Linked DNA regions of Homo sapiens: region 1 is linked to region 2. A link is a loop called in an ENCODE intact Hi-C map of the cell type or tissue named here. Cell type or tissue: heart left ventricle. All regions are shown on one strand. Each heading gives the region's core, and the rest is flanking DNA. Links, peaks and the distances in the headings are about the cores only.

Region 1 (8,002 bases), core at 1-5,000, 130 kb after region 2:
ATTTACATATATCAAAGAGCCACATGGTTATGGCTAGTTCTTATTGCCATGAATTTTGTTCCTAACTTAGATAATTTTAGTTATCAGATCAAAACCACCATACACTTTGTTTAAATCAGAACATGCTGAATTGGTTTTCTTTACCCCTTCAAAAAGCTCCCTCCTGTTAAGCATATTATTGATGGGCTTTCGAAAAATGACTTTTAGCTTTACAAAGTCATTTTTAGCGAAAAAATAAAAAAGGACTCAACCCCAGGAATCTCCTGCCTCATTTATCTAATGAGCACATGGAGTGGATTTTAAAAGAGAGTTATTGTCCTAAAATATAGGAACAGAGATGTACTAGAATTTATCTCTTAAAGTAGCACTTGAGTGACATCCACTGGCCAGACAGCTTTGTTGGCTGTGTGAGAGAGATGTTACCTCTGATAAGTGTCAAATAAGAGAACATTTGAAGACAGATACTCTTAATAGTTGTACATAAATGTCCAAAAAGCAAATGATTTCTACCTTTAAAAATTTATATCCACTACTGTAGACAGATCTTCATGCTATTTCTGGAAATCTATGCCACATGTCTCAGTTTAAATGGCAAAAAAATTCAAAAGCTTAACAATACAATTTCTTGGTCAGACTGGGGAAAATAGTTTTTTTTTTTTTTTTTTTTTGGCAGGGTGTCACTTTGTCATCCAGGCTAGAGTGAAGTGGTGTGATCATGGTTCACTGTAGCTCCAACCTCCCAGGCTCAAGTGATCCTCCTGCTTCAGCCTCCCAAGTAGTTGGGACTACAGGCTTGTACCACTATGCCTGGCTAATTTTAAAATTTTATGTAGAGAAGGGGGTCTCACTATGTTGCTCAGGCTGGTCTCCAACTCCTGGGCTCAAGTGATCCTTCAGCCTTGGCCTCCCAAAGTGCTGGAACTACAGGCATGCGCCACTGTGCCTCGCCAAAAATAGGTATTTTCATAATGTGAAATGCTACAACCCTTTAAAAGGAAATTTGGCAATACCTAACAAAACCATATATGCATTTATCCTTTGGTTCAGCAATTCCACTTTAGCCTGAAGACACACTTCCACCAACATAAAAATATATATTTACAAGATTGCTTATTGCAACATGAATTGGCAATCACAAAATATTGGTAACCTACTAAATACACAAATATAGAAGGGTGGTTGAAGAAACTATAGTATTAATACATACACACAATGCAGTACCATGCAGGTGTAAGAAAGAGAACAAGGAAAACCTGTATGAACTGATATGGTGAAATTCTCAGGACATATTGTTGGGCAGACAGAGAGATAACTTTTAACAGCTGACATCCATATCAGTGCTGTTTTTTGACCTAATCCAGTCATCATTTAAGTTTTTAGTACTAGAAATTTCAGGTGAATCAGGAATGGTAGAGGTGGGTGGGGAAGGTATTTTGAGCCAGGTACAACATCTATCTTTGGCTTCCACATGCCAGCCGTTCCTACATATTAATGTAGTCTATTTGGGGACTCGGGGGTCAGGTCACTTATCTGATGTGTATATACATAGATGGATAGATAAGAGACCCAAAGCAGATAATAAATACATGTGTTTGGGTTTAAGGTATATGAATTGAACCAGACACGGACTCTGCCATCTTGCAATATTCACAGACAAGTCATGCTTGAGTCTGGTAATTTCATTCACTCCAAGATTTCACACTGATCTGTTCACATGGGTGTGTGTTGATTTACATTTCTGCCTTATTTTCAGTAGTCCCTCATTGGCCTGAAAGGCTGAGTTGGTATCGTGTGGGAAAACCCTACTACTTTCCAAATTGTAAAATTTGTCCTGCTTCTGTAGAGTAATGCTCACGTTTCCCTTACCATTGCTTTTATCCCAGTGGGCTTATTTTTATTTTTTATTTTTCTTATCTTGTTCTCTTTCCTCTTCTCACTTTGAATTTCAAAGTTATCTTTGTTGCATTTATTTATTCTATTAAGATGTAGGGGCTCGTAAAAATTTCCATTAAAAAAACAGAAAGCAAAAAACAGTAGACTGGCACAGAAGAAGCCACGTGTGCTGCGTAACTGGAGGAAAAACCGTTTTTTCCTGAGATGTCTCTCTGACGCCATCTACTGACAAAGCTGAACATCATGCCAGCTGGCAAAGGAAAAATATTTTAAACAGTCTGAAAAGAATGAACTCGGACCCGAGACAGTAAATTCATAACCTGCAAGGGAAGTGCTCATATATACTTCACATAGCAATTCCTTCAACAGGTTAGTTAATTTTTTCATAAAATATGTTCTCATCTTTTGTCTTTCTCCTTCTCAATATGTAATTCACAAGTATGTGCACATTATTTTTTATTATTTATTTATTTATTTATTTGAGATGGATTTTCACTCTTGTTGCCCGGGCTGGAGTGCAATGGTGCAATCTCAGCTCACTGCAGCCTCTGCCTCCTGGGTTCAAGAGATTCTCCTGCCTCAGCAACCCAAGTAGCTGGGATTACAGGCATGCACCACCACACCTGGCTAATTTTGTATTTTTTTAGTAGAAATGGAGTTTCACCATGTTGGCCAGGCTAGTCTCAAACTCTTGACTTCAGGTGATCCACCTGCCTCAGCCTCCCAAAGTGCTGGGATTGCAGGTGTGAGGCACAGAGCCCAGCTGCACATTATTTTTTACTGCTTAATTTCTATATATTTTTTCTTGTACCAAGCTAGAGGGATCCTTTAACATTTTTTTCAATTAGAAGAATATACTATCACCTGTTCTTTCCTGACTCCCTTCACTTCTTGTGAGGAAGGAAAAATACAGCGAGTATGTTTTTACAATTGAAGACAAATAAATGTATAGATAGGTAGACGTATGGATGAATACATAGTTGGATACATACACAAAGAGAAAGAAAATAGAAACAGATTAAGAGAAGAATGCATGAACAAACAAAACATAGAGGCATACATTTATCAAAAATTGAATACTGTAGGACATAAATGTATTCATTGGCATTCGAAATTTGGGGCATTTTAGGATCACATTTCATCCAAGGCGTGGTACCTGTCTTTGTTCCCAACCCGCGAGTCCCTCTCCTCTTGATCCTAACATACCAGTTTAGTATCTTTGGGGGTAGATCATTTATCTCTATTTAATTAGTTTTCAAAACAGATGATAAGAATGTGCCTGTCTGGAGGTCTGTATAAAAGGAACTTTTTTTACTGTCTAATCTTTGTTCAGTCGTTAATTTGTATTGAAATTCCAGGGAATTATTTATTCTGCTCCTTCAGAACTCAAGTTTGCTATAAACAAATGAGGAAAACAGCAAATTATTTCCTTGGAACTGAATAAAAATAAATGTAAATGATTCCTACGCGTTTTGATGTACAAAAGTAGTCCTACCTTATCCATGGTTTTGGTTATCTGCAGTCAACCTCAGTTCAGAAGAATGAAATGGAAAATTCCAGAAGCAAATAATTCATACGTTTTAAATTACATGCCATACCGCGTATCATCATGATTTCCCAGTATGAAATCATCCCTTTGCCCAGTGCATCCACTGTTTCCACACTCCCCGCCAGTGAGTCACTTGGTAGCTGTCTCAGTTATCAGATCAACTGTTGCAGCATCGTAGTGCTTGTGTTCAAGTAATCCTTATTTTAATAAAAATGCCTCCAAAGTGCAAGAGTAGAGATGATGGCAATTCGGATATGTGAAAAAGAAGCCATAAAGTGTTTCCTTTAAGTGAAAAGGTGAAAGTCTTCGACTTAATAAGGAAAGAAAAAAAATCGTATGCTGGGGTTGCTAAGATCTATGATAAGAATGAATCTTCTCTTTGTGAAATTGTGAAGAAGAAAAAAGAAATTCATGCTAGTTTTGCTGTTGCATCTCAAACTGCAAAAATTATGGCCATCCATTGTGTGCCAAGTGCTTAGTTAAATGGAAAAGGTATTACATTTATTGGTGGAAGACATGAAGAGAAAATGTGTTCTGATTGATGGCAATGTTAGGCCAAAAAGCATTCAGCTACATGAAGACTTCAGCAAGGGATCCCCTAAAACTAGTGACATCAAGCCATTTACTGCAAGTAAGGGATGGTTAAACGGATTCAGGAGTACAGAAGGTCAATGGTAGCTTATTGCTGTCACAATGACTACATCATTCACCTCACTTCATCTCATCATGTAGGCAGTGTATCATCTTGCATCAACATAAGAAAATATGTACAATACAATATTTGGGAGAGAGGCCACATTCACATAACTCTTTTTACAGTGTATCATTACAGTTGTTCTATGTTATTATTAGTTATTATTGTTAATCTCTTACTATGTTTAATATATAAATTAAACTTTATTATAGGTATGTATGTATAGGAAAAAAAACATAGTTTACATAGGAGTTCGGTACACTCCATGGTTTCAGGCATCTACCTGGGGAGTCTTGGAAAGTGTTCCCCCAGGATAAGGCGGGGGCTAGTGTACAATAAAAAGCAGTATTTATTAAGCACATAAACATTCTTTCAGATCTATTATTCATTTATTTAAATTTGTAAACATTTATAGGGTACAGGTGCAATTCTGTTACATGCATAGATCATGCAGTGGTCAAGTCAGGGCTTTTAAGGGTATTCATCACCCAAATAATGTACATTGTACCCATTAAGTAATTTCTCAGTACAGAATTTCTCACATTCACCCTCCCAACCCTTCACCCTTCTGAGTCTCTACCATCTATCATTCCACTCTCTATGGCCATGTGTTCACATTTTTTAGCAGTCACTTAGGAGTGAGAACATGAACTCCCTAGACCTCTCAGTGGACACTTTCCTGCTATCTTGGCCACTAGTTTTGCCAGTTAGGCTCTAAAATATAAGGACAGCCTTAGACTCCTAGAGTACATATTTTTCTTTTAAAATTGGTACTTCATTTACATAATAATACAAAAACTTTTCATTCCTGTGATTACATAAGTCAGCATAAACTATTTTTCATGAGTCACTATATGGAAGTAAACCAACGTCTAATCCCATGATCCAAATCAACGCAGTTATTTTCACCAGACTTCAAAGGCTGTCTTTGCACATCTTCTATGTAGAGTTGGATGAAGCTAATATAGAAGTTGAGAGAGTCAGAATCTCTTTCTAAGGCCTTTGTATATGATGTTGTTTTTGCCTGAAATGCCCTTACTCTGCCCCTCCAACCCCCACTCCCAGTCTTCTTCATTCTTCAAGATCAAGCTCATTTTTCACTGCTTCTGGGCTCCCAAGCAGAACCAGACACTCCTCTCTTGTCCCATACTAGAAACCTGCACTGCTGGTGGGGAGAGGTGGGGGTGGGGGTAGACCGGGGAGACAAAAGAAGGCATTGAAGGGGTTTACATCTTGGCTTCCAATATGAAGGATGAAGATAAAGAGAATGTTTTGGCTCACACAGCACTCAGGAGTTGTAGGAAGTAAATGCACATGAAGACTGAATCCAGAACTTGGATTTTTAGGAGTTACCCTATTCTCTTTTCTGTCTGTGTGGCTAACTTTGCTCCAGAGGCTGCAACCACCCCCACACCTGTGAAACCAGGCTGGTCAGTCTAGTGACCTTGTGTCCAAGATGATAAAGCCTATACTTACACCCCAAATTGCTTTCACTTTCCCATCACTTGATAATTATAAAATAAGTGCAATTTGTTTGGCTAATAATAGGTCAACACAGTTAGAATGAGCAAGTTCATTGTGGACAGGAACAGGTTTTTCCACAGCAGTAAGCTTCCTTTGTTACACCACTAGGTGGTGTAACGTGCTCCTGATTTAAGGGATTCACTTATTAAGCAGTTTTCAAGCTGGCCCTGTTCTAGATGTTTGAGATACAAAGATGCACAAGACTCTTAGGAGGTCAAAGTGTGGTGTATATAGTTTCAGATTTACAGAAAAGTTGTAAGGCTAGTAAAAAGAGTTCCCACATACCTCTACCCAGACACCTGAAATGGCAACATTTTACCATGTTTGTTTTATTCTCTCTCCATATACATATATATCTAATATATGTACATGTCCTTTGACTTCTAAATATCTCAGTATGTGTTTTCTAAAAACAAGTTCCTCCTCCTCCTCCTCCTCTTCTTCTTCTTCGTCTTCGTCTTCGTCGTCTTCGTCTTCGTCTTTTCTGAATTTTGCTCTTGTTGCCCAGGCTGGGGTGCAATGGCTTGATCTCAGCTCACGGCAACCTCCGCCTCCTGGTTTGAAGCGATTCTCCTGCCTCAGCCTCCCGAGTAGCTGGGATTACAGCTATGCGCCTCCACACCCGGCTAATTTTGTATTTTTGGTAGAGATGGGGTTTCTCCATGTTGGTCAGGCTGGTCTTGAACTGACCTCAGGTGATCCATCCGCCCTCCTTGGCCTCCCAAAGTGCTGGGATTACAGGAGTGAGCCACCACGCCCGGCCACAGGTACCTTCTTTTATAACCACAGTCCAGTAGTCAAAATCAGAAAATAAATGCTGACAGAATACAAATTACTTACAGAACTTAGATTTTGTCAACTGTCCCAATAATGTTCCCTATAGCCAAAGAAATCCTGGATCATGTGTTGCATTCAGCTGTTATGTCTCTGGAGTCTTCTTTAATCAGGGCAGTTCCTTAGTCTTTTATGACACTGAGAAATCAGGCCAGTTATTTTGTATAATATCCTTCAATTTGGGTTTGTTTGATGTTTCCTTATGCTGAGATTTAGGTATGATGAGCTTTTGTTAGGTAAATCACAGAGTTTTGTGTTTTCAGTTTCAGTGCATATCTGGGGGCACATAATGTCACTTTGTTCCAATACTGGTAGTATTAACTATGATCACTTGGTTCACGTATGTGGGCCAGGCTTCTGCACTATTTTTTCCTTTGTCATTAATAAATCTCTGGTGAGGAGCTACTTTGAGATTATGCATATATCCTTTACACTTCAAACTTTTATCCACTAATTTTAGTAACTACTGATTCTTGCCTGGATCAGATATTATGATGATGCCTAGCAAACAGTGGTTTTATATTTCCATCATTCCTTCTACATGTATTGATTGGCTTTCTATTACAAGGAAGAGCATTCCTTTCTCTTCTGTTTGTTTAATATTTATCCCAGGTCTAAGGGAAGAATGTACACTATCTTCACTGCCATTTAACATTGAACTGGAGATACTCACTACTGCAGTTAGTAAAGAGAAATCAATTGAAGGCAGGAGAACTAGAAAAGAGTGAGTAAAACTCTTTGTCTTTGCAGATGGTATGACAGTACACCTGGAATATCACAGAAAATTAACAGCAAAACTAAGTCAAACTAGAGAAGAATTCAATAAGTTGGCAGGACATAAACTTAACATACATAAATCAACAGCCTTCACATACATAATCAGTAACATGACATAAAGGTAGAGAAAACTACATTTACAAAAGCAACAAAGAATAATAAATTTAACAAGAAATTTGTAAAATATATATGAAGAAAACTTTAAAACACTCTCAAAAGACATGAAATAGTTTGAAAAACTGGAACACCACTTTTTTTTTTTGTATGTGATGACTTAACATTAAAAACTAAAGTCTCCTTAAGTTAATTTTCAAAGTTCATTAAAAAAATACCAGTTTTCTTATGGAGCTAGGCAAGCTGATACTAATTTCAGGTGGAAAAATATGGAAGAATATCCAGGAAAACAAAAATAAAAGCTATGAAAGGGGACTACATCTACCAGTCACTAAAACATATTCTAAGGCCTCTAAAATAAAAACAGTGGTCCTTGTGCATGACAAGAAAGAGCAGTACAACCGAAAAGAAAGTCCAGAAGTAAACCCAAATACATATGGGAATTTAGTATGCAATAAAGGTGGCATCTCAAATCACTTGGACAAAGATGGACTTAACAATTGGTTAGCCATTTAGAAAAAGATAAAAAGTTTGATCCATACCTCATACTAGGCAAAAGAATAAACTCCAAATGGGTCAGGAATCTAAATCTAAATAATGAAACCATACAAGTACTA
Region 2 (13,035 bases), core at 4,606-9,605:
GGAAGAAAAAATCCCCTCGATTTCTGATTTAAAGGCAAGTGCTTTCAAAATAAGTCTTATGTTAACAACAAAAAGAAGTCGTTTGTTTTTTGTAGGGAGGGGACATGATGCTTTTATGTATGGGCTTTATTAATGAAATCTCAATACATTTATTTAACATAATTGGCTTCCTCAAAAAATACTTGACATGGTATACTTTTTTTTAAGTGAGTTATGTAATAACTTCAAATGAGAAAAGTTATTGAGGACCCTTAAATTATTGGGGACCTGATTTTAGTCTCTATTAGAGCCAGCACTCCAAAGAGTGTCAGTTCATTTTATTCATTTGTTGGTTGTGGCCACAGCACTATTGTTGGCCTCTTCCAGCTGCTAGAGCTAAAGCTCCACTACGTATTCTCTAAGGCCTGCTCAGCCAGCAGGACACATTGATGGTGTTTGCACTAAGGGCTGGGGCAGGACCTGGAGCTGCTACTGTCATGACCTGTAATTTATGAGAGATTTGTACTGTTTGGCTTCCTGTGTGTATGTTCTTTACAAAAAGAAAAAGATAAGTTAAATGTTTCGTAATAGAGCATACGTTCATATGGTTTAAATATTTAAAAGGTATACAAAGGTAAACAGTAAACACCCTTTTATTTTTTTCTTCCATCTGCCCAGTTCTCTTCCCTGTCCCTGAAACAGGTTACCAGTTAATAGCTTCTGGTGTACCATTCCATAGGCTTTTGGTTTTGCGTATATATTACTTTTTCCTCTATTTTGTACAATTGTAGCGTACTGTTTGCAGTGTTCTATTAGTGTGTCTATTTTCTATGTGTATATGTATTTTTTTTTAGCAAATTGAAAATTAGTGAGAATTAGTGATTCCAAGAGTGTCGAAAGCAGTTGTATAGTAAATCACTTCCCAGCCCTGAAGAAGAAAGTGATTTTTTTCTTTGTATTTTGACCTTAAGTTCATTGGAGACCTGATTTTAGTCTCTATTAGAGTCAGCACTCCAAAGAGTAGAGTATCAGTTCATTTTATTCATTTGTTTGTAGTTGACTTGAAGCACAACATGTAATTTTAACATTAACTACCATTAAATTGTTTTCTTTTGTAGCTAGCAATTCGAAGAGCTACTCTGAAAAGATCATTTACTCCTGTATTTTTGGGAAGCGCCTTGAAGAACAAAGGAGTTCAGCCTCTTTTAGATGCTGTTTTAGAATACCTCCCAAATCCATCTGAAGTCCAGAACTATGCTATTCTCAATAAAGAGGAGTAAGTCTTGAAAATTGAATCTTAGTTTATGCAGAAATACTTTCGTATTTATGCACTGTGAAGGAATTTAAGGATAGTTCTTTTAATTATGTCTGTGATTTTTTTTCATAATTTACAATCATGGTTTTTATTTGGGTAACAATTTTGACGTATAGAAAAATATTTATTATACTAGTTCCTATATCATATTCTGTTTTGAGTTGGAAGTATGATTTGTTTTACTCTCTCTCAAGGTTTACATCATTAGAAAATTTTCTCATTTGGGACTAGCTGTTTTCAGACATACTGTTAAAAAAAAAAAAGTTTTAAGAAACAAACTTCTGCCAGGCGCAGTGGCTCACGCTTGTAATTCCAGCACTTTGGGAGGCCAAGGCGGGCGGATCACCTGAGGTTGGGAGTTTGAGACCAGCCTGACCAACATGGAGAAACCCCGTCTCTACTAAAAATACGGAAATTAGCCGGGTGTGGTGGTGTGCACCTATAATCCCAGCTACCCAGGAGGCTGAGGCAGGAGAATCACTGGAACCTGGCGGGGCAGAGGCTGCAGTGAGCTGAGATTGCACCACTGCACTCCAGCCTGCCTGGGTGACAGAATAAGATTCCAAAAAAAAAAGAAACAAACTGCAAAAGAAACTCATTGGTTATGTTTTCTTTTCTTTCCCTATGAGACCATTTCTGTGTTTTTTAGTGTACTTTTGTCCTATCACTATGTAGTAACTAAGCTAAGCTCTAAAGACCTTTTTTTTTTTTTTTTTTTTTTTTGTTGAGACAAAGTCTTGCTCGGTTTCTAGGCTGGAGTGCAGTGGTGCAGTAATAGCTCACCACAGCCTCGAACTCCTGAGCTCAAGTGATCCTCTCACTTCTGTTTCCCAAAGTGTGGGCATTATAGGCATGAGCCACTATGCCCAGCTGAGAACTTATTTCTATTGATCTCTTTCAGTGAAATTTTACTTATGTGTGACAGCAGTAATATCCCACACACGTGCTTTTTCTCAGATAATACTTCCTGATGAAATAAATTGATATAAAAGAAATATCATATATTACATCTCATAGATTTATATTTCTTTTATTTTAAGTGACTCAAAAGAGAAAACCAAAATCCTAATGAACTCCAGTAGAGACAATTCCCACCCATTTGTAGGCCTGGCTTTTAAACTGGAGGTAAGTTGCTTTCTAATGTATTTAACTGCTATCTGTAGAATGTTTTTACTTCTAGGCTTTATTCCTATTACAGAATGACTCTGACTTTTATGAAAGATTTGGAAAATAGGAAAGTAGAAAGAGCAGGTAGAGAATTTCCAAAGCTCTGACATGATAGTTCTTTTGTTATTAGGTGCATTTCTTTCTAGTCTCTTCTCTTTGCCTGAAGAGTGTAAATTTTTACCTAAATCATACTACCTGTATAGTTTTGTCCTGCTCTTTTTATTTAATGTCACAGTAGATAATGGTCCATGTTTCTATAAATAGTTTAAGCATTTTAAATAGTAGCATAACAGTGCATCAAGTAGATACACCAAAATTTGCTTAAAATTTCCTAATTGTTAGATGTTTATATTGTTTCCAGGTTTCTACTGTTATAAATAACATTGGGTCCATTTCTAGAAATATGTCCTAAGGAACTAATGAAGGGTAGCGAATTAATGTTAGCTTCAGCTCACCTTATAAAACCAAAATCTCGCAAACAATTGAAAATGCCCAGCCAGTCGCAGTGGTTCACACCTGTAATCCCAGCACTTTGGGAGGCTGAGGCGGGCAGATCAGAAGGTCAGGAGTGGGAGGCCAAGGCGGGCGGATCACAAGGTCAGGAGTTCGAGACCAGCCTAGCCAACATGGTGAAACCCTGTCTATACTAAAAGTACAAAAATTAGCTGAGTATGGTGGCGGACACCTGTAATCCCAGCTACTCAGGACGCTGAGGCAGGAGAATTGCTTGAACCTGGGAGGTGGAGGTTGCAGTGAGCCGAGATCGCACCACTGCACTCCAGCCTGGGCGACAGAGCAAGACTTCATCTCGGAAAAAAAAAAAAAGAAAATGCCCAGTAATTACAATTTGATAAATAAACTGAGGTACATTCTTATAGTACAACATTATTCAGACTTTAAAAATTATGTTGAAATGCCTATTTTTGACATGAAAAGATGTTTATGATTTAAAAAGAAACAAACTTACTTATTTTAGAATATTTTAAAGAAAAGTTATGAAGATAGTCCAGAGAATTCCTGTATATCCTGCACCCAGTTTCCTCTATTGTTAATACACACTGTCACAACTAATGGGCCAATACTGATATATTATTATTAACTAAAATCCTTACTTCATTTGAATTTCTTTAGTTTTTGTCTAGGTCCTTTTTCCGTCTCACTAGACAGAAGGACCACAGAAGGCCCATCCAGAGGACCACGTTATATTTGATTGTCATGTCTCCTTATGATCTCCTAGGCTGTAATAGTTTCTTAGACTTTCCTTGTTTCTCACGAGATTGATATTTTTGAGAAGTATTGGTCAGCTCTTTTGTAGAGTGTCCCTCAATTTGGGTTTATTATTTGATGCTTTTCACATGATTAGATTGGAGTCATGTGTTTTTAGGAGGACTGCCATCGAGGTGAAGTGTTATTCTTGTCACATCATATCCAAGGTACAGACTTGCAGCATGATTTATCATTGTTTTTGTTTTTTTTTGTTTTTATTTTTATTTTTTTGAGATGAGATTTCGCTCTTGTTGCCCAGGCTGGAGTGCAATGGCACAATCTCGGCTCGCTGCAGCCTCCACCTCCCAGGTTCAAGCGAGTCTCCTGCCTCAGCCTCCCAAGTAGCTGGGATTACAGGCATGCGCCACCACGCCCAGCTAATTTTGTATTTTTAGTAGAGACATAGTTTCTCCCTGTTGGTCAGGCCGGTCTCGAACTCCTGACCTCAGGTGATCCGAGTGTCTTGGCCTCCCAAAGTGCTGGGATTACAGGCATGAGCCACCGCACCCGGCTGATTTATCATTGTTAATGCTAACCTCAATCACCACACCTGGCTGAGATAGTGTTTGACAGGTTTCTCTGCTGTAAAGTTACTGTACTCTTTTTATTCCCCTTTTCATAGTGTACTTTTTAGAAGGAAGTCACTTGGCTCAGCCAACACTTGAGGGGGGAATTATGTTCCACCCCCTTGAAGGGGGCACTATCTACATAAGTTATTTGGAATTCTTCTGAAAGGGAGATTTGTCTTTCTTCCCTGCTTATTTATCTATTTGGACAATCACTTATTTAATATCAGCGTGGACTCACGTATATGTATTTTGAACTTTGAGTTATAACTATGACTTTGAGTATGTCATTTGTTGTTCAGATTGGCTGGGTTTGGCGATTGGGAACTCTCAGTTGGCTCCTGTGTTCCTTTAACATCTTCCAATGTTTTGCCTTTTTGAATACTTCCTTACTTGCTGGCACTACAAGACGCCTCAGGCTTATCTTGTATATTCCATGCCCTAACCCTAGAATCAGCCGTTCTCCAAGGAGCACTGGTTCCTTTTTAAGTAAAATGGTATTAGAAACCAAGATTTGGGGACTGGATGGGCTTTTTGTTGAAATGCTGTTGCTTCTGTACATAATATTTTAAGTGGGGAAAAATGGTAGATAAGTTGGAAGTGTTAAGAGTGGTTATTTCTGGGATGGGATTATATTTTGGGGGCTTTTTCTTACTTTAAAAATATTTTACAGTATATTTATTACCTCCAAAATGAGGGGAAAATTTTTTTAATTAAAAAGTGGAAATAACATTACAGTAAAAGTATTTACACATAAAGCTTTTAAAAATACATATATAAGAATATTTTCTTAGGATTCCCAGAATAGTGATTATTGAGTTAAAGGCATAGAATGTTTTCATAGTTAATGGTTTATATTGCCAGATTGCGTTCATACTCTCCAAATTAATGTATTGGATTATTTCAATGAATATCATCATTGAGTATTGTTTAAAAATCATTACTGATTTAACAAATGAAGAATTCTATTGTAATCTTTTATCTTGATGAAATAAATTTTGATTTTTAAAAGCAATCAGTGCTTTAAAGTTTGTATAGTCGAATATGTCAGTCTTTCTGTTTAGTCATTCATTAATTTTTAACCTTAGCAACCTTTTATTTGTATATATTTTGTTAATATTTACTTTCGTTCCTTCTACTTCTTTATGTTTTTTTTCTTTCCCCATCATTAATTCAACTGGAATTTGTTTTAGTGGGTAGGATCTAAATGTATCTCCTCTGCCTCCAAATAGAGTATCAGTTGTCCAGTTAGTACTTTATGCACAATCCTTTCTTCCTTTTCCATTGATTTGTCATGTTTCTTTATCATCTATTGACAAATATATTTTATACTTTAGATTTTTATACTGTACTCTGTGGGGTGTTTAGTCTAATTTGTGCTGGTTCTGAATTTTCTGAGTTTCAAGCATTTTAATATGTTTTTATATCTGTCAGGGTTAGTTTTATCTTATTACCATAGTTTTTGAAAAATTTCTGTTTTTACCTATTTATTCCTCTGAATGAATTTTAAAATCACTAATCATGTTTAAAATTTCCTGTTGGGATTTCGATTGCTATTTTGTTAAGCCTATAATTAACATGGTAAGAACTGGGAACTGTTAAATATATGTTAATTGGTCACTGCTAGTATATTCAATCACTTCACAGAACTCTTTTTTTTTTTTTTTTTTTTTTTGAGACAGAGTCTCACCTATTCTGTTGCCCAGGTTGGAGTGCAGTGGTGCGATCTCGGCTCACTGCAACCTCCGCCTCCTGGGTTTAAGCAATTTTCCTGCCTCAGCTTCCCGAGTAGCTGGGATTATAGGTGTGCCACCACGTCTGGCTGATTTTTGTATTTTTAGTAGAGGTGGGGTTTTGCCATGTTGGCCAGGCTGGTCTTGAACTCCTGACCTCAGGTGATCCGCTCGCCTCTGCCTCCCAGAGTGCTGGGATTACAGGCCTGAGCGACCAGCCCAGCCACAGAACTCTTACTCACATAATTTTCCACGTGATTGTCAGAGATTGTGTTTTAGATGTATAGCACACACCTACTGTTTCTAATAGTATCTTTGTTGTTTTTCCAAGTATACCTTTTTTTTGTTTTATATCTTATTGTATTAAACTTATGAAATGTTAGAAGGCAAAAGATACTTCCTTATTATGTAAACAACTTAAAAATTTTGTTCTAATGTAATAGCTTATTTCAAAGGAAACAGAAATGTCTTAGATTGTGATACCAAAAGGATTGATGAATAACAGCCATTTATCTTATCTGTGTTCAAAGCTAGTATTAGTTTATGACAATAAACTGAAATATGTAAGATAGATTACTAAAATTGGTAGAGAATACTTGGAGGGAGTTATGAAGCTTTCCTCAATACTTTGATTATTATGTTTCTTTTTATTCTTCCTGCCCTTACCCAATCTTGACTTCTAGGTAGGTCGATTTGGACAATTAACTTATGTTCGCAGTTATCAGGGAGAGCTAAAGAAGGGTGACACCATCTATAACACAAGGACAAGAAAGAAAGTACGGTTGCAACGGCTGGCTCGCATGCATGCCGACATGATGGAGGCAAGTACAGAGTCATTGTGAGATTAGAAATTCCTCTGATGTGGGTGAAATAGACCCTTCTTGGTATCCTGAGCCCCACTAGAAAATTAATTCTGGTTAAATATATGTTTCTAGTTTCTTTCTACTTAAATGTGTTGTAGCTCTGATCTAGCACTTTGCTATAGGATAAATTAGCAGTTGTTAACTCATTTTTTTTAATACCGCTAGTTGTGAATTAGCTATATTTTCTCAAGGGCCAAGGTTAAGGAAAGAGACAGTTCCCCAACACTCAGAATACAAGATTCAGCACTTTCCTCAAGAACTATTATTACAAAAAATGTAATAGGCATTTAAGACTGTGGAACTGTGATTCTTAAAGATAAGAGAATAATAAATTTACACAGTTTTCCACATTGTTTTATTTACCTTCTGAAATACGGCAGGCACAAAAGCCCTGTTTAACCCTAGAGCTTCTATTCCTGTTGTAGAACCCACTGCAGGACCATATTGGGGCCAGAATCCACCTGAAGATTTAAAAGCTTCAAGGGCTGATCTGGGAGATAAACTTTGACTTACGCCTTGAATTCTTGAGCTGGCTTGGAATCTGCTGTAGCCTTCTGTAGTCCTTATGGTTAGGCCTTGGAAGGAATACTGAGTGCCTGAATTTGTCCCCTACCCCCACCCTCTCCCAATCCATCTATATATTCCTGGAGAAATTTATCAGTTGAAGCAAAATCTTAACGAATTTTTTGGTAGCCATAACTTTTGTTTCTTCTAGAAGAGGAATTGTCAGTCTGAAAACCCGACAGCGTTGCTGTTTTGTGAGATAGGCAGCAGGGGGCAGGCTAAGTGATTGTCATAGCTGTTTCATGGACCAGAAGCTGGAAGATTTGTACAGCTGTGTCACCATTAAAGAAAGACATGCTTACTCACAGCCACAGCTGTTGTGAATGAACTGTCAATGTAAAACGACAAAAACTAGGAAGCTTGGAGGCACCAATGCTTTGTTCTTAGATTTCCTGTGTTTTCTTGACTGCTTGCATCTGTGAGAAATTAAAATTATTTTTAGTACAGTGGGCTCCATTCTCCTACCTTTGTTTTCAAAACTTCCTTTACAGGTTTCCTGTAAAGGAAGAGTATGTATGACAGAGTAGATCTCTGTCATACACAATCTCATTGTCTAACTGCGGCAACATATATAGTACATGCCTTTTTTTTTTTTTTTGAGATGGAGTTTTGCTCTTGTCTCCCAGGCTGGAGTGCAGTGGCGCGATCTCGGCTCACTGCAACCTCCGCCTCCTGGGTTCAAGCGACTCTGCTGCCTCAGCCTCCCTTGTAGCTGGGATTACAGGCACCCACCACCATCCCTGGCTAATTTTTTGTATTTTCAGTAGAGACAGGGTTTCACCATGTTGGACAGGCTGGTCTTGAACTCCTGACCTCAGGTGATCCACTCGCCTCGGCCTCCCAAAGTGCTGTGATTACAGGCATGAGACACCATGCCCCGCCAGTACATGCCTTTTAATTCCATAGAAATAACTTTAGAACCTTGAGGCACTGTGTTGTTAGTACTGCAGCTCCTTCAAGTAATGAGTTTTCTGTTTAAAGTAAAATCTTGTCTATTGATATATGGTTTAAATGAAGGCCTTTTAAAAATACGTCTTAGCATGGTTGATTATTGTATTGGTTCTAGCTAATTCACTATAGAATTCAAGCAGAGAGATTCTGCCACGCTTTTTTATATACAATGTGTGTACTGTACAGTTTACTTTTTAGTTACCACATCTTTATTTGTATTACTTGCAAATATAATTTTGTGTTATTTGTTTTTTTAGGATGTTGAGGAAGTATATGCCGGAGACATCTGTGCATTGTTTGGCATTGACTGTGCTAGTGGAGACACATTCACAGACAAAGCCAACAGCGGCCTTTCTATGGTAAGCCATTTAATTTCAAAGCTACTTATCACTAGAATTTTAAAAGTCTGTGTTTTTATGTAGTGCATTTAATACTTCAGAAAAACAACCACAGAAGTTTTCGTTGAGTACCACAGTCATCAAGTTAGTTGTGGCTCTTTGAATGTTGGTTATAGCTCTTTGAATGTCAATTAGACAAGTGCTCTGTAAGCTAACTTACCTGGTTTTTCATAGTAAAAAGGAAAACTTGGAGGATCCACAATCCTCCCAAGTTTAGCAAGGAGGAAATATCTCCACCAGATGGTACCTGGACAGTGTGGCTCTGATTCCTCCACCCTGAGACCTGCTTCCACACTTGGGGTGCATTTCTAATTGTTACCACTAACATCAAGCTAGTTTCAGTGGAGTGCTACTTCCTTATTAACTCAGTAGCCAGAAAGTATACTGTTCCCTCAATCCCTTTTGAGACCAGACTGTAACATTTAGACTAGACTTGGGATAACAGAACATAACCAGGCTCAGAAGGCAATAGGCAATATGCAACTACAGAGTCTGACTTATATAAATAGCCTGCCCTTTGGAACTCAGAAGTCCCTTTTTATCATTGAGGGATTCTGAGGGAAGAGCATGCACAGGTAGCTCCTGCCTTTGAATTCCCTTCACTCACTCACCTTTTTTGCCTCTGTAGGAGAGCAAACTCTCTTACATTATGACCATCTGTTTATGAGAGTGATCTCTTTTATGAATTCAGTAAAGAAAGAGTATGATGAGTACATAGGGTGACAGGTAATTTGCAGTGGGTCATTTACATAAGTACTGACCCAACTCTAACAGAATAGCACTGTAATACTTCCTGCTATCTAATGATGAATTCATGATTTTATAGTTTAGTTTTTTTATCTGTAGTATCCTCTAATGTGTATATTATTACCTGTTGATTTAAGACACTACAAAAAAAACATAAATCTATACAATTTTTGTTTGAGATCTAGATAAAAGGAATGTTTTCTAAGTATTATTGATAAGGCCTTCTCTAAGTACTGGTCATTAGCAACATGAAGTGATTGGTAGTTGTGGGAAGTGCTTACCAAGGCATTGAAACAAACAGGCCTTGGTTAGAGTCTCACCTTTGCCCTATACTACCTACTGGCCCTTAGCCAATTTGTTTTACCTTATTTCCAAGCCTTTAGTGACTGCATTCGTAAAATGGGGATAATACCTGCTTCTCAGAGTTGTAATTCATTAAATGAGGTGTCATGGGTATGAAGAATTTGGTGCCCTTTCTCTGTTTGCCTTATCAGTAATTGTATTATATTTTGATTAAATAAAATAACTTAGAAGATTGCAACAGCCACCAAGCAATAAGAATTTCACATCTCAGTATTTGGATTAATTGTAGTGATTATGTTAAACAGGGCAATAAATACATTCATTAATTTTATTTTGGGAAGGAGGAACCTATATAAGTAGATAGCTTTATTTATTTATTAATATGTTGTATTAATGTACTTATTTAATGCAAAACAGATCAAGATATATGTTGTCTAGCCTAAAGACATAGGCTACTATTTATCCTTTGTTCTGTTGTAAAGTGGCACATTAAAATTAATCTATCCCTGACCCATATGGGTCTGTTTTTTAATTCTTCTGTTTTCTTTTAAAAAATATTTTAGGAGTCAATTCATGTTCCTGATCCTGTCATTTCAATAGCAATGAAGCCTTCTAACAAGGTAGGAGTTTGATTTAAAGCTCAGTATATCACAATTAAAACTTGAGCTCTTTTTCATCTATCTCTACAATGCACTTGATATCTTGTAATAACCAGCAGTCTTATGGTCTCTATTTCCTCTGTTGGTATTGAGATCTTCTTTTTAAATTTACCAGTCTGTTTCTAATGATAACTCCTCAGTATATTTGAAGAAATGGATGGTATTAAAATATTCACCTGACTGTACTTTATAACTCTTTACTATATTGTTGGCTTCAGAGTGTTAAGTGTAACTTCCCGGATTCAGATCATACACAATTGGAAAAGGGGAATCGGGCACTTCTCCTAAGTTGTAGTAAAACCCCACTATAAAGTACTTTAGAATGTTGAACTGATTAATTGACTCATGGGTTATAAAATAGCTCTAGGTTTTCTGGTAGTTATGAGGTAAATGTCTGAGTATTGCATGGAAAGCCTGTAAATAAGACTTTTTTCCACTTTGAAATATTTTTTAAGATAATTTTATACTTTATAGTTTTATAATTGGGTTTGATGTAATTTAGCTTTTAATAAATCCAAAATTGCATGATTAGGTTTTGCATTTTCATTCTTTGCCATGGGAATTAGTCTGATCTCAAACCATAACTTTTTAGTTCTTAAGTTGCCTTGGCATTCATAACAATCATGTTAATGTGGTATATTGAAATTCACTTATTCATACATTGAGTGAACTTTTTATGATTTGTTATACAGAACTTATTACAAAACATACTCTGATGAATTGTCACGTGTGATAATATCACTAACAGCTGCTACTACTACATCTATTTTGAGGAACCTTGGGATTTTCCAGACCTTTTCTCAATATAGAAAAGAGAAAATTGAGGTGGCAGGAAATATTAAATTTCTCCATTTTCTCAGGAATTTGAGGAAAGGTGAACCTTACATCTTAACCTCAGTAGGATGCCATAGTTTATTCCAAGTACATTGTTAAAATTGCTTGCTTTTCTCTTTGGAAGTATGCAAGGTTAGAACTTATGCTTATGTATTATGCTTCTTCATTCCTAAATTCAGAGTTTATTTAAGGCATTTAACTGTTGATAATTTACAATAAGGAGGGAAATCAATGCTTCAATATCCAGAAGGTTTTTTGTTGTTTTGGGGTTGTGTATGCATTAAAAAGTTTAAAGATGGCTGCTTGCTGGAGTAAGTTAATTTAAATCGAATAATGAAGTCTCCATGAGTCTCAATAGTGGGGGCAGGCATGATGTTTCTAATTTGAGAGTATCTGGCTTGTGCAGAAAAAAGGCAAAAGACCTAGAAAGACTAAACTGGGATTCAGTCCCAGCTTTGCCATGCAATAGCTGTGTGGCCTTGAACAAATCACTTAACCTCTCTGTACCTCATTTCCTCACCTGTAAAATGTGGATAATTCTGCCTTGCAGCATTGTGGTTGGGATTTGAGAAAACATAGGCAAAACACATACCACAGCTCCAGGTATGTGGTAAATGATAGCTGTTAATATTGGTTGTACTGGGCATGTTAGTTTTCTATTGCTGACTTAAGAAGTTACCACAAACGTAGTGGCTTAAAACAACACAAATATATACTTTTATAGTTCTGTGGATCATAGGCTGATAGCTGTTCTCAAAGGGCTAAATTAATCAAGATATTGGTAATGTTGTTTTCCTTTCTGGAGGCTCTATGGGAGAATTTCTCTCCTTCTTACTCAGGTTATTGGCAGTATTCAATTCCTTGTGGTTGTAGGATGGGGGTTCCCCATTTCTTTGAAGACTGTTACCTGAGGGCTGTTCCTAGCTTCTAGAGGCTACCCACCTTCCTTGGCTTGTGGCCCCCTGCCTCCATCTTCAGTGCCGTCAACAGCTGGTTAAGTCCCTTTCTTGCTTCAGATATCTCCTGCCACTTCTTCCTTCATGGAATCCCTCTGACCCCCCCTTCTAGCTTCCTCCTCCATGTTTGAAAGGCACACATGATTATGTTGTATCCACCTAGATAATTGATAACAATCTCCCCATCTCCAGGTCTGTAACCTTAGTTACATTTGCAAAGTCCCCTTTACTATGTAAGGCAGCGTATTGTCAGATTTGGGAGGATTAGGGTATCTTTGGAGGGCCATTAATCTGCTTACCACGCGGGATTACATGGCATCTAAGGAGAAAAAGGGTACATCATACCACATCCAAGCAGATTGTTTTGAAAGGGACAAGTCTCATCGTGGTATTTGCCTATTTGTTGGTCTTAAGTATCCTGCTTGGATCTACAGTAGTGTCTTGGTAAACATGCTGATTCCTTTGATTATGTATAGGATTTCTAAAATGTAACACAGATTCCAATTTCTGCTTTATGGGCAATTTTCACAAAAGGACAGTGTGTCAATGTAAGAGGACAGGGCATAGAGTTAAGTCTTGGACTCTTGTTTTCTATCTTGGTGTGGAAAGAAAATTCTGTTCAGTGAGCTATTCCCTGCTGTCTTGGCTGTGTGGTATCCAAGCTCACATTGTTTTTAAAAATGGTGTGGAGTAGAACTAGATATGTATCATTTTTATTTCTTAACTGCTGATGT

Evidence for each region. Peaks named below come from ENCODE experiments on the same cell type or tissue, not always from the same donor. Only the 100,000 strongest peaks of a DNase experiment are listed, where the experiment ranks them.
Region 1: it touches region 2 in a loop (9-fold over the local background); 82 of 110 quality-filtered maps call a loop at or near these places.

What each region holds. Positions count from the first base shown.
Region 1 is chr3:158,789,392-158,797,393 of GRCh38, forward strand. No RefSeq gene overlaps it. Among named protein-coding and RNA genes, the nearest start is that of MFSD1, 8.7 kb to the right of the region's middle. In heart left ventricle, for the core only: CTCF peaks have their summits at 412 (motif pointing left) and 2,123 (motif pointing left); no DNase peak of the experiment used is centred there; H3K4me3 peaks cover 443 bases.
Region 2 is chr3:158,652,213-158,665,247 of GRCh38, forward strand. GFM1 (G elongation factor mitochondrial 1) reads left to right here. Exons shown (of 18, transcript NM_024996.7): 6 at 1-34; 7 at 1,098-1,255; 8 at 2,335-2,419; 9 at 6,710-6,847; 10 at 8,662-8,763; 11 at 10,416-10,472. Among named protein-coding and RNA genes, the nearest start is that of LXN, 14 kb to the right of the region's middle. In heart left ventricle, for the core only: a CTCF peak has its summit at 7,659 (motif pointing right); no DNase peak of the experiment used is centred there; H3K27ac peaks cover 1,358 bases.